Regions from separate parts of the Homo sapiens genome. Here region 1 is linked to region 2. A link is an interaction called in ENCODE POLR2A ChIA-PET data of the cell type or tissue named here. Cell type or tissue: endothelial cell of umbilical vein. All regions are shown on one strand. Each heading gives the region's core, and the rest is flanking DNA. Links, peaks and the distances in the headings are about the cores only.

What was found. Peaks named below come from ENCODE experiments on the same cell type or tissue, not always from the same donor. Only the 100,000 strongest peaks of a DNase experiment are listed, where the experiment ranks them.
Region 1: POLR2A ChIA-PET joins it to region 2 with 5 read pairs; 7 of 35 experiments call an interaction of 5 or more read pairs at or near these places.

The regions. Positions count from the first base shown.
Region 1 is chr20:32,662,793-32,671,265 of GRCh38, reverse strand. The region is part of intron 1 of C20orf203 (chromosome 20 open reading frame 203); the gene reads left to right. Among named protein-coding and RNA genes, the nearest start is that of C20orf203, 6.9 kb to the left of the region's middle. RefSeq lists enhancers at 3,946-4,446, 5,668-6,235, 6,246-6,435, 6,236-6,804 and a silencer at 5,541-6,011. In endothelial cell of umbilical vein, for the core only: a CTCF peak has its summit at 5,667; no DNase peak of the experiment used is centred there.
Region 2 is chr20:32,826,311-32,831,310 of GRCh38, reverse strand. The region is part of intron 2 of MAPRE1 (microtubule associated protein RP/EB family member 1); the gene reads right to left. Among named protein-coding and RNA genes, the nearest start is that of MAPRE1, 8.9 kb to the right of the region's middle. In endothelial cell of umbilical vein, for the core only: no CTCF peak of the experiment used is centred there; a DNase peak (open chromatin) is centred at 3,050; H3K27ac peaks cover 924 bases.

The sequences.
Region 1 (8,473 bases), core at 2,133-7,132, 160 kb after region 2:
CTTGGCTATTGTGAATAATGATGCAATCAATATGGGAGTTCACATATCTCTTGGAGATCCTGATTTCAATTCTTTTGGAAAAATACCTGCAAGTGGGATTCCTGGATCATATGGTAGTTCTATTTTTAATTTTTTGAGAAACCTCCATACTGTTTTCTGTAGCAGCTGCACCATTTAACATTCCCACTAACCATGCACAAGGGTTCAACTTCTCCACATCCTTGCCAACACTGTTGTTTTTTTTTTTTTTTTAAATAATGGCAGTTCTAACAGGTGTAAGTTGATGGCTCATTGTGGTTTTGATTTGCATTTCTCTGGTGATCAGTGAGGTTGAGCACTTTTTCATGTTCTTGTTGACCACTTGCATGTCATCTTTGGAGGGATGCCTATTCAAGTCCTTTGCCTATTTTTTATTTTTATTTTTATTTTATTTTTATTTTTTGAGACGGAGTCTCGCCCAGGCTGGAATGCAATGGTGAGATCTTGGCTCACTGCAACCTCTGCCTCCTGGGTTCAAATGATTCTCCTGCCTCAGCCTCCTGAGTAGCTGGGATTACAGGTGCCCACCACTACACTCAGCTAATTTTCATATTTTTAGTAGAGAGAGGGTTTCACTATGTTGACCAGGCTGGTCTTAAACTCCTGACCTCGTGATCCGCCCACCTCGGCTTCCCAAAGTGCTGGGATTACAGGTGTGAACCACTGTGCGTGGCCTATTTTTATTTATTTGTTTATTTTTTATTTATTTTTATTTTTTTTGAGACGGAGTCTTTCTCTGTCACCCAGGCTGGAGTGCAGTGGCGTGATCTCGGCTCACTGCAACCTCCACCTCCCAGGTTCAAGCAATTCTCCCTGCCTCAGCCTCCCAGGTAGCTGAGATTACAGGTGCCTGCCACCACACCTGGCTAATTTTTGTATTATTTAGTAGAGACAAGGTTTCACCATGTTGGCCAAGCTGGTCTTGAACTCCCAACCTCAGGTGATCCGCCCGCCTCAGGCTCCCAAAGTGCTGGGATTACAGGCGTGAGCCACCGAGCCCGGCCTATTTATTTTTTGAAACGCAGTTTCACTGTTGTTACCCAGGCTGGAGTGCAGTGGCTCAATCTCGGCTCATTGCAACCTCCGACTCCCGGGTTCAAGCGATTCTCCTGCCTCAGCCTCCTGAGTAGCTGGGATTATGGGATTACAGGCACACGCCACCATGCCCAGCTAAGTTTTGTATTTTTTAGTAGAGACGAGGTTTCAGCACATTGGCCAGGCTGGTCTCGATCTCCTGACCTCGTGAATCCACCCTCCTCAGCCTCCCAAAATGCTGGGATTACAGGCGTAAGCAACTGTGCCCGGCCGGATATTAACTTCTTATTACATATATGGTTTGCAAATATTTTCTCCCATTCAGTAGATTGCCTTTCACTCTTGTTTCCTTTGCTGGGCAGAAGCTTTTTAGGTTGATGTAGTCCCTCTTGTCTATTTTTGCTTTTCTTGCCTGTGCTTTTGGTGCCATATTCAAGAAATTATTACTAAGGCCAGTGCTATGAAACTTTTCCCCTATATTTTCTTCTGTAAGTTTTATAGTTTCAGGTCTTAAGTCTTCGATCCATTTTGAGTTGATTTTTGTGTTGTGTAAGGAAAGGGTCCAGTTTCATTCTTTCGCATGTGGATATCCAGTTTTTCCAGCACCATTTGTCGTTTGGTTCTAAGGGCCTTCCTTGGCAGAATAACAACTTTCAGTCCTTTGCAGGTTCCCCAGAGTTTCTTTGGAAATGTTACTGGTCTGTGAAATGGATGAACTAGACTCTCATGACTTTATTATAGTGACAAATTATATTTTAAAACCCAGGATGTGTGATCAAGTACACACATGGCTCTTACGAAGGGAGCAGGTCAGCCAGAAGTGTTCCAGGAAAATTCGGGCCATAGGATCTGTGTCCTCGGAGGCATATGCCTATAGTTCTAGCTACACCTCCCAGCCTGCCTGGGAATCGGCTGTGCATACTTTGGAGTCAGGGTCTGGGCCTAGAGTCCGCCCCCAGTTAACACAAGTTCAGCACACACAAGGGCACTGAGTCCCAGAGAGGCCAAGCCCCTTGCCTGCATCACAGAGCAAGTTGGGCAGAGGCTGGGGCACCCCAGGATCTCCTGGTTCTTCAACCAGTACTGTTTTAATTGCCCCGTTACCAGCACACGACTCTCTGCATGCACTAAGGCTTCCTCCCGCTGTGGCCAAGAGTGTTTGAGAAAGAGCTTTTCCTTCTGAACTGGAAAACTTCGATTTTGTAGAGATGAGTCTTGTACCATCTTAGTGTCTCCCCCAAGCTGTGGACGTGGCACCAGCACATGGCAAGAACATGGTCAATGTCTGGATGAAGGGACAACCAGCAAATTCAGTTGAGAGGCAGCTCTGAGTAAGAGCCAGAATTAAACATTTATTCATTTATTTATTTATTTAGAGACGGAGCCTTACTCTGTCACCCAGGCTGGACTACAGTGGGGCGATCTTGGCTCACTGCAACCTCCCGAGTTCAAGCAATTCTCCTACCTCAGCCTCCCTAGTAGCTGGGATTACAGGCATTACAGGCATGCACCACCACACCCAGCTATTTTTTTAATTTATTTTTATTTTTTTATTTATTTTTTTTTGAGACAGAGTCTCACTCTGTCACCTAGGCTGGAGTGCAGTGGCTCAATCTCGGCTCACTGCAACCTCCACCTCCCGGGTTCAAGCGATTCTCCTGCCTCACCCTCCCGAGTAGCTGGGACTGCAGGCACCCGCCACCACGCCCAGCTAATTTTTGTATTTTTAGTAGAGATGGGGTTTCACCATGTTGGCCAGGCAGGTCTCAAACTCCTGACCTCAAATGATCCACCCGCCTCGGCCTCCCAAAATGCTGAGATTACAGATGTGAGCCACCGTGCCCCACCTCAGAAGTTAAAAATTTAGATTCTGCTTCCTGCTGTGCTTCAGGTTTGCTGTGTAACATTGGATAGGTCCCTTCCTATCCCTGGGGCTCAATGTTCTTGTAGGTTAATAACAGTGGCAACATCAACAATAATAGATAACAGGAGTGCCCTTGGTGTAACCACTCTTACAGACCCATTTACCCCTCCCAGTCATCCCAAGAGATACAGATGATTAATGCTCTGGTGTCCGGATGAAGACATGGAAGTCCAGAAGAATTAAGTATTTTGTGCAAGGTCACACAGCTAGTTAGAGGGGCAGCAGGGATTCACTCCAGGCGGGCTAGCCCCAGAGACCACCTAATCACTGTATGATACTGAGTGGCTAGAAGATTTCTAGGCCTGGCGCCGTGGCTCATGCCTATAATCCCAGCACTTTTGGAGGCCAAGGCAGGCAGATCACGAGGTCAGGAGATCGAGACCATCCTGGCTAACATGGTGAAACCTGTCTCTACTAAAAATAGAAAAAATTAGCTGGGTGTGGTGGCACGCGCCTGTAGTCCCGGCTACTCAAGAGCCTGAGGCAAGAGAATTGCTTGAACCTGGGAGGTGGAGGTTGCAGTGAGCCGAGATTGCCCCACTGCACTCCAGCCTGGGTGATAGAGCAAGACTCTGTCTAAAAAAATAAAAGATTTCTTGCTCAGAAATACAGTGATTCTATGAGCTACAGAAGGTGGCAGATATTTCAATTCTAGCCCTTGGCAAAATTATTCTGGTTGGGTTCTTCTAGGCTTTGTTAAGTAGCAACTGCGCAGATCTCTTCCTGGAAGGAAGGCAGCTATAGGAACAGGGTTACATGGATGGAATTTTGGTCAAAGAGAGGGAGAGGAAAAGCAGACGGCCAGGCCTGCCTCCCTGTCTCACTGCCTGCCCACAGCCTTGTCAGTATTCCCTGAAGCTCTTCTGTGGCTGTCATCAACGCAGCTCTAGGCCACCTTCAGCCCACCTGGGCATCTCACTGGGCAGCCAATCTCACCTGCTCCGAAGCCCTCCAGGCAGCAGCCAGAGTCAGCTTCAAAGACAGTAAGTAGTCAGATCACATGATGCCCCTGCTTAAAGCCCTCCCACGACCTCGAAGCTCTTGGAATAAAATCCCAGGTGACCCTTTCCCACTGCTTCGACCTTACCTCATATCTCCTCCCCTTTACTCACTGTGCTCTGCCCCAGTGCAGCCCCAGCCAGTGGCCACTGACCATCTGTGGCTGCTGAGCACTTGAAATGTGGCCAGTCTATAAAATACACACCAGATCTCAAAGCCAGAGTGTCAAAAAAAAGGATGTAAATCATCTCATTAATTTTTGTATTGATTATATTAAAATGATAATATTTTAGTTACATTGGATTATATAAAATATATCAAATTGTACGTGGTGGCTCATGCCTGTAATCCCAGCACTTTGAGAGGCCGAGGTGGGAGGATTGCTTGAGGCCAGGAGTTCGGGCAACAAAGGAAGACCCCATCTCTAAAAAACAAAACAAAACTATATATATATATATATATATATATATAAATTAAAATTAATTTCATCTTTTTTTTTTTTTTTTGAGATGGAGTCTTGCTCTGTCACCCAGGCTGGAGTGCAGTGGTACAGTCTTGGCTCACTGCAACCTCCGCCTCCTGGGTTCAAGCAATTCTCCTGCCTCAGCCTCCTGAGTAGCTGGGACTACAGGCACATGCCACCACACCTGGCTAATTTTTTGTATTTTTAGTAGAGATGGGATTTCACTATGTTAGCCAGGATGGTCTCGATCTCCTGACCTAGTGATCTGCCCGCCTCAGCCTCCCAAAGTGCTGGGATTACAGGTATGAGCCACTGCGCCTGGACTTTTTTTTTTTTTTTGAGACAGAGTCTCACTTTGTTGCCCAAGCCGGAGTGCAGTGGCACGATCTTGGCTCACTGCAGCCTCAACCTCCTGAGCTCAAGTGATCCTCCCACCTCAGCCTCCTGAGTAGATGAGACTATAGGCATGTGGCACTATGCCTGGTTAATTTTTGTATTTTTTGTAGAGATGGGGTTTTGCCACATTGCCCAGGGTGGTCTTGAACTCCTGAGCTCAAGAGATCCTCCTGCCTCGGCCTCCCAAAATGCTGAGATTACACATGAGCCACCACACTCAACCAACTTTATCTTTTTTTTTTTTTTTTTTTTTTACTTTATTTATTTATTTTTTATTGAGACAGGGTCTCACCCTGTTATTCAGGCTGGAGTGCAGTGGTATGATCTCAGCTCACTACAACCTCTGCCTCCTGGGCTTAAGTGATCCTCCTGCCTCAGCCTCCTGAGTAGCTGGGACTACAGGCATGCGCCAGCACACCCGGCTAATTTCACTTCATCTTTTAAAAAAAGTGGTTTTGTTTGTTTGTTTGTTTTGAGAAGGAGTCTCACTCTGTCACCCAGGCTGGAGTGCAGTGGCATGATCTGGGCTCACTGCAAGCTCTGCCTCTCGGGTTCAAGCGATTTTCCTGCCTCAGCCTCTGGCTAATTAAAAAAAAAATTTTTTTTTAAGTAGAGACTGGATTTCACCATCTTGGCCAGGCTGGTCTCAAACTCCTGACCTCGTGATCCACCCTCCTTGGCCTCCCAAAGTGCTGGGATTACAGGCATGAGCCACCGCACCTGGCCTTAAAAAACCTTTTTGTCGTGGCTCCTGGAAAAATTCAAATTCCCTGTGTGGCTCACACTTGTGGTTTGCGTTGTTTTCCACTGGGCAGCGCTGTTCTAGCCACACCAGCTTCTGTCTGGTTCCTGGACCGCGCCTTGCTCTTCCCAGTCTTGGGCAGGGCCTTATCTCCCTCCCACCTCCTACAGTGTTTCCGGCCTGGTCACTGGGGCTCCCCAGCACTGTCTCCAAAAGCCCTTTCCTGTGCGTGTTTATGTCTTTCTTCCCTGGGTGGAGTGGAGGCTCCTGAGCACAGGCTCTCTGCTCTTGGTCTGGCACCTGGTTGGGGCTGGCCAAAAAGGCCACCTGCTCCCTGTCAGGTGTCTGGAGGAGGGTGGATGGGAACTGTCCCGCATTCTGCAGCTGGAGACTGGGGCAGCCTTCAGCCAGAGGGCCCCATCTGCTGCTACTTAGGATTTAGCCCAAACAGGAGTAGGTGATCAGAATCCTCTGAGCAGAACCCACGGGCCATCAGAGAGGGGCTTTGGGCCTTGCGTGGTCCTAGGAACCTGGGACCCTGCTGTGTGGGTAGAACCAGGGCACAAAGTCTCCCCCAAGCTCCATCAGGGGAACTTACTTGGCAGCTTGGATCAGGGACCAGACACCCAGTGGCCACCAAGGGCGGGGTCCTGGGTAAACACTAGTGCAGCCAGAATGGATTTGGGCTTTGCTGGGGCAGCTCCGGAGTCTGTCTCAGCCCTGCTGCACACTAGCACGGTGACCTTGGCCGATCACTCAGCTCTGCTCTAAATGAGGATCGACTCACTGCCTGGGGCTCGTGGAGACTGGATTGAGGGCCTTGTGTGCAGCACCCATGGGGCACAGTGTGGGGATGTGTGGGTGCTCAGGCACCCAACGCCCTGTGACTGGCTCTCCTCCCTGCTGTCAGCCACATCTGCAGGACCACTGGCTGGGATGGTGTGGGTGGCAGCGTGTGGCCTCAGTTCCTGAGAGAGGAGGGGCCCCACACTGTGGGGGACTGCCAAGCCACTGCCTGGTCCTCTCTTCTCACGCTGAGGAGCCTGCCTGTGGCTGCATCTAGAGGAGGGGGAGATACCACCAGCTCTGTAGAAAAGGCCTGTGGGTTTCCATCGACCTCAAGCTCACAGCAAGCCAACGGGTGACCTGATTGCTAAAATAGCCCAGGAGGAGGGCAGGAGCTTCCAGGACCCCAAGGTGGGGTGGCAGGGCTGGGGCTGGAAGGACGTGAGGGCAGTGTTCTTAAACTTGCCCAACTCTACGGCTGGCTCTGGCAAGCGGGGAGCCCCTTCTCTGGAAACCTGTGTGGGGATCCAGGCTGGAGACCACTGGCTTCTCACCCTGTGCTGAGAAAGAGGTGGGGGTATGAGGAGACCCCGGCAGGAGGCCGGCCTGGATCTCACTGTCAGTGCCTTTCCAACACTGCTTTTAAGTGAACTTGGTTGGCTTCCCTAAGGCGCAGATCAGCACCCAGGGCCCTCACCTCCCAGGTTAGAAGAAACCCAGAGCGCTGGGATCAGAAAGTCCAGGGAGACCAGAGCAGCTGGGTGCTCCACTCCCACATGGGGAGGCTGAGAGCCTGCGGGGCCACAGTGGGAGGGTGACAAAGGCCAGCTCTCCCTAGCCCACTTGCTGCACTCAGCCATCCCAAACAAAAACAAGGAACAAAGAAAATGGCTTCTCTCGTACAGCAGATAATGAATGTTCTGATTCTCAGCCCTGAGTGGTTCATTTCCCAGTGTCCCCAGCCAGGACATTTATGGCCTACAAGTGACCCTCCAGAGGGCCCCGGGCAGGGGTTGGATTCCTTGAGGGCAGTGTCCCATGGCTGGTCCCTCCGGGGACAGTGTGGTGCAGGCCGTCCTAGGCCTCCTGTGGCCTGGCTGGGCCAGCTGGTGAGGACAGAGCCCAGCGCCCAAGCAGCTCCATCCTGGCTGTGGAGGGGATGAACCTGGGCTGGTGAAGCCTCTACCCTGCCATCCAGCCCCAGCCCAACTCATGCTTTTTTGGTTTATGTCTAATTATAAATGCAATTTGTACTCATTGTAAAATTTGGAAACTACAAGAAGGTAGAAAGGAGAAAATGAAAATCATCTGTCATCCCACTCCCCGGAGGTAACTATGGTGCTATTTTGTTACATTTCTCTCCAGGCTTGTTTTTCCATATAGATCATATATATATGTATATATGTGTGCATTTTAATTGTAATCATACTCTGTAGCTGGCTTTCCCCCAACATTACATGGTGAATATTTTCTCAGCATTAACATTTTCTTTAAAGTTATTTAATGACTGTAAAATATTCTATTAATAATTTATTTAGCCATTCTTTTTTTTTTTTCTCATTCTCTTATTTTGACTCTCATTTCCACCAAGGGAATTCAGTAGTTTTTAAAATTCCACGTAAAAATATAAATCTAGCTGGGTGCGGGGGCTCGCACCTATAATCCCAGCACTTCGGGAGGCCGAGGTGGGTGGATCACAAGGTCAGGAGTTTAAGACCACCCTGGCCAACATGGTGAAACCCCGTCTCTACTACAAATACAAAAAATTAGCCGGGCATGGTGGTGGGCGCCTATAATCCCATCTACTCAGGAGGCTGAGGCACGAGAATCACTTGAACCTGGGAGGCAGAGGTTGCAGTGAGCCGAGATTGAGCCGCTGTACTCCAGCCTGAGTGACAGAGTGAGACTCTGTCTCAAAAAAAAAAAAAACTATATTTATATCTATCTATCTATATATATATATCTAGCTGTTCCTTTCTTGTTTTTTTTTTTTTTTTATAGAGACAGAGTCTCGCCTGTCACCCAAGCTAAAGTGCAGTGGCGCGATCATAGCTCAGTGCGGCCTTGAACTCCTGGGCTCAAGTGATTC
Region 2 (5,000 bases), core at 1-5,000:
TATGATTCTCTTCATGTTTCTTTTTCTTTTTTAGAGACAAGGTTTTGTCATGTTGCCCAGGCTGATCTCAAATTCCTGGGCTCAGGTGATCCTCTCACTTCGGCCTCCCAAAGTGCTGGATTACAGGCATGAACTACCACACCTGGCCTTTAATTTTTTTTAATGAAGACCTAACTATTCATAATCAGAAGAAAATGAGCTTCCTATCTTCTGTTTTGGTTTGCTTTATGTAAAGCAAGGGAAAAATCAAGGAGGTGCTTGAAGACTTAGGCAAAAATGTTTGAAGAGGCTGGGCGCGGTGGCTCACACCTGTAATCCCAGCACTTTGGGAGGCCGACGCAGGCGGATCACGAGGTCAGGAGATCGAGACCATCCTGGCAAACACGGTGAAACCCCGTCTCTACTAAAAATACAAAAAAATTAGCCGGGTGTGGTGGCGGGCGCCTGTAGTCCCAGCTACTTGGGAGGCTGAGGCAGAGAATGGTGAGAACCTGGGAGGTGGAGCTTGCAGTGAGCGGAGATCTCCAGCCTGGGCAACAGAGCGAGACTCCGCCTCAAAAAAAAAAAAAAAGTTTGAAGAGATACTTCCTTGATCAGAAATGTGACTTGATAAAACCAGTCCCTCAGAAAGGCTGCAGACTTATGCAATATAACAAAAGGGAAGGTGGGGGCTGGGAACTTAGAGGGAACTTAGTGTTCAGTCAGGAGGCCACTGCAGCAGCAGTGAGCAATCTGAGAAGGGGCTGGATCTAGAAGCTCTTTCAGAAGACAAATAAAACTGTGAATTAGCCTCAAAAGATGCTTCTCAGGCCTGGGACACTGGAAGAAAGATGGAATCATGGCCCCAAATGGAGTACCTGGAAAAGGGAGCTAGCCTGAGGAGAAAACAAAGCTGAGATTTTAAGTAATGACAGGTAGGGCAAAAGTATCCCATAAACAGAAATATCAGACCAGATCTGAGCTGGGAGAGGCCTGGTTACAGGTGTGATAACACACTCCCAGAGCAGGAGGACCATGTCATTAGCAGTGCAGCAGAAGCAAGATCGCCAAGCTGTCTTACATGAACTCAAGGGCTGTCGGGGCCCCACATTAAGCTGAGGAGAAAGGAATCTACCATTTGCCTGGGAACATCAACACCTTTGCTGCGAAGGAACCCATAAAGGAAGCCAGGCTGGAGGGAGAAGACAAGGAGGAGAAGGGGAGAGCCGAATACATTCAGTGAGACCCCTCTACATGTGCAGAGGACCAAGCTGTGCTCTTGAGAAAATGCAGAGGGGCCTGAATATGGAATGCAACACAGGAACAATTCACAAAAGCAACCAGTACTCCCTTTCTGACAAAAAAAAGCTCTCATAAAAATCATTCTCTTTGACCAGGTTTTTCCTCATGATGACTATCTTTCCAAAATACTTGATGACTAGCTCTCCAAACTACGGAGACTACAGAATGTATTAATGAATCTTGAAACAACCTGCCAAATCTTTCACTGAAAGTTATCCTTGCCTAATCTCCCTCTACCAGAGCCAAGCAAAGGCTCAGCTCACTGTTGGGGGTAGGAGAGCCCACTGCTGACAAAATTTGGCCACTTCACAGGCAGCAGGCAGATTAACAAAGGACCTCAGCACTTTGCCCTCTCAAGGAAGAAATGTATTCCTACTTTGTAAAGCTGTGTTTAGTGGAGAACTCTGGTCTGCTAGATCCTCTGCTCATCAGAGATGAGGTTAGGAAGGATCTGGCACCAGCATCAAAAGCTCCTGGAATTCTCCTTGGGCCTCAGTAAGCACAAGGAGTTGAGGAGCCTCACTTTCTCTGACTCCAAACCCCTGGCAGCGGGCCTTCTTCAGAGAGACAATGTCTGTGTCTCATCCTGTCTGCTCTCATACTGGAAGCAAGACCTCATTTTCTAAACACCAATGTGAAACACAATGCAACCATCTACATACTCCAAGAGACATCTTATACGGCTTTCAAGAAGACTAGTTATGAATGAACAAGTTTGTTTACAAATCACAGTTAAGTGTCCTGCACTTACCCTTTTCTAGGGAGAAAAAGCACTTTATTTGGGAAAAGTAGCAGACATGAGACAAAACTGACATACCACCCAGGCGCGGTGGCTCACACCTGTAATCCTAGCACTTTGGGAGGCCGAGGTGGGCGGATCACAAGGTCAGGAGTTCAAGACCAGCCTGACCACCACGGTGAAACCCCGTCTCTAGTAAAAATACAAAAATTACAGGTGGCACGCACCTGTAATCCCAGCTCCTCAGGAGTCTGAGGCAGGAGAATCGCTTGAACCTGGGAGGCGGAGGTTGCAGTGAGCCGAGATCACGCCACTGCACTCCAGCCTCCAGTCTCAAAAAGAAAAAAAAAACAACTGACAAACCTCACAGACTTTATAGTGAAACAGTATCACTATAATTAACTATATGTAATTTACATTTGTAATTTACATTTGTTTAATCCCCTCCAAATGTTTCTATAAAAGATATAACAAGTATGCAGCAGGATGCATGTGGGCTGTGTGCTCAGAAAGATCTGGTTCAAAACCAGGTTCTGTAATACATAAGCTGTGCCCCAGGGTTAGTCTCCTCATCTGTAAAAGGAGGATGTGCCCCCATCAAATGACCTGCACTCATTTCCAGGGTCTGGCACACAGTCAGTTATCTGAAAGCTGTTATTATAGGTGATTCTCACACTGGCCAACAAGTGGGCCAGGTATCGCTGCCCCAGTTCACAGATGAAGAACTAAGACATTAAGGGTCTTGTCAAAAGTCACATGGCTCAGAGCAGACTGAAGCCTCTTTATGCCCAGTCCTGTCTACAACAGCTCTCTGCCTGAATGAGATAAACCTAGAGCCCGATCAGCACATATACAACTTATCTAAACATTAAAGATCACATTTTCCAATTAACTAAGTGAAATAGACTTTGGAATATATTTACAGAAAAAGGTAAATTTTAGAGGGAATTGCTGGTAAAAAGCTGGCTCCAGTGAAAACTAGGATGACCTCATCCTCACATTAGTCACAGAACACAGGTCAAACAAGTGCTTTAAAAGCCTCACACAAATGGGGATAGGGAAATGAATAATGAGGAAACTAATAGAAAATGGTGGGGGGGACACAGCACAGATCTAAGGCTAACAGCCTGTTGTCTATGATCAGCAAAGTAATTAATGCTGAATAAACACAACTCTTGGGCACCACTGTGTTACTGTACAGCTTCACACGTAGCCTCCATCTGACCATCCGTAAAACCAAGATTAAATACACCTCACCAAGGAAATAACAAGACAAGTCAATGAAACTAAGACCGAGACTAGGACCCAGCTATAAAATAAGGAAGGGCAGAAGCTGAACTCAAAAAAAAAAAAGAAAAAATCCTATAAGCAACGGCAATAAATTTTTTTTTTTTTTGAGACAGAGCCTCGCTCTGTCACCCAGGCTGGAGTGCAGTGGCATGATCTCGGCTCACTGCAACCTCCACCTCCCAGGTTCAAGCGATTCTCCTGCCTCAGCCTCCCGGGTAGCTGGACTACAGGTGCGTGCCACCAAGCCTGGCTAATTTTTTGTATTTTTAGCAGAGACGGGGCTTCACTATGTTGGCCAGGCTGGTCTCAAACTCCTGACCTCATGATCCACCCGCCTCGGCCTCCCAAAGTGCTGAGATTACAGGCACGAGCCACCACACCCGGCCAAGCAATGGCAGTAATTTAAGATCGATCCAGGGCAGGCACAGTGGCTCATGATTAGTGAGTGAACAGTAGCCGGCTTGAATAGTGGAATTATAAGGCATTTTTTTGTTTTCTTCTTTCTAGTTTCCCACGTCATACGATTAGCATACATAGAAAGAGACCATGTTTTTGTTCTTCTTTTAAATCACTACTTATTTTTCATTTTTTTGAGACGGAGTCTCGCTCTTATCACCCAGGCTGGAGTGCAGTGGTGCGATCTTGGCTCACTGTAACCTCCACCTCCCGGGCTCAAGCGTTTCTCCTGCCTCAGCCTCCAGAGCAGCTGGGATTACAGGCGCCTGCCACCACCCCCGGCTAATTTTTTTGTACTTTTAGTAGAGACGGGGTTTCACCATGTCGGCCAAGCTGGTCTTGAACTCCTGACCTCAGGTGATCTGCCTGCCTCAGCCTCCCAAAGTGCTGGGATTATAGGCGTGAGCCACCACACCGAGACTTTAAATCATTACATCTTTGCCAAATTATTGTTAAACAGTAGTTCCATAAAATTGTGGCTGAAATGATATTTGCTAGACTTTGATCTTGTACTTCTTGGGAATAAGAAATGCCACTGATGAACATAAAACTAGAACAGCAGACAGTAGTTAATACAATTACTGTCCTCAAATAAAACATGCAATCTGGATGCACAATAATAGACACCAAGAAGTCGGGGCTGAGCTTCAGGCCTCAGAATGCAGTCTCTAGAGCAGAAGATGGTGGACCTGCAGGCCAGAGCACACTCTTTATTTAAGTATAGTTCCAACCAGGCATGGTGGCTCATGCCTGTAATCCCAGCACTTTGGGAGGCTGAGGCAGGCAGATCATTTGAGGTCACGAGTTCGACCTCATGGTGAAACCCCGTCTCCACTAAAAATACAAAAAAATTAGCCAGGTGTGGTGATGCACGCCTGTAGTCCCAGGTACTTTGGAGGCTAAAGTAGGAGAATCGCTTGAACCCGGGAGGCGAAGGTTGCAGTGAGCCAAGACTGCACCACTGCACTCCAGCCTGGGCAATAGCGCCAGACCCCATCTCAAAAAAAAAAAAAAAAAAAAAAAAAGGCCGGGCGTGGTGGCTCACACCTGTAATCTCAGCACGTTGGGAGACCGAGGCAGGCAGATCATGAGGTCAGGAGATCAAGACCATCCTGGCTAACACGGTGAAACCCCATCTCCACTAAAAAAAATACAAAAAAATTAGCCAGGCGTGGTGGCAGGCGCCTGTAGTCCCAGCTACTCAGGAGACTGAGGCAGGAGAATGGTGTGAACC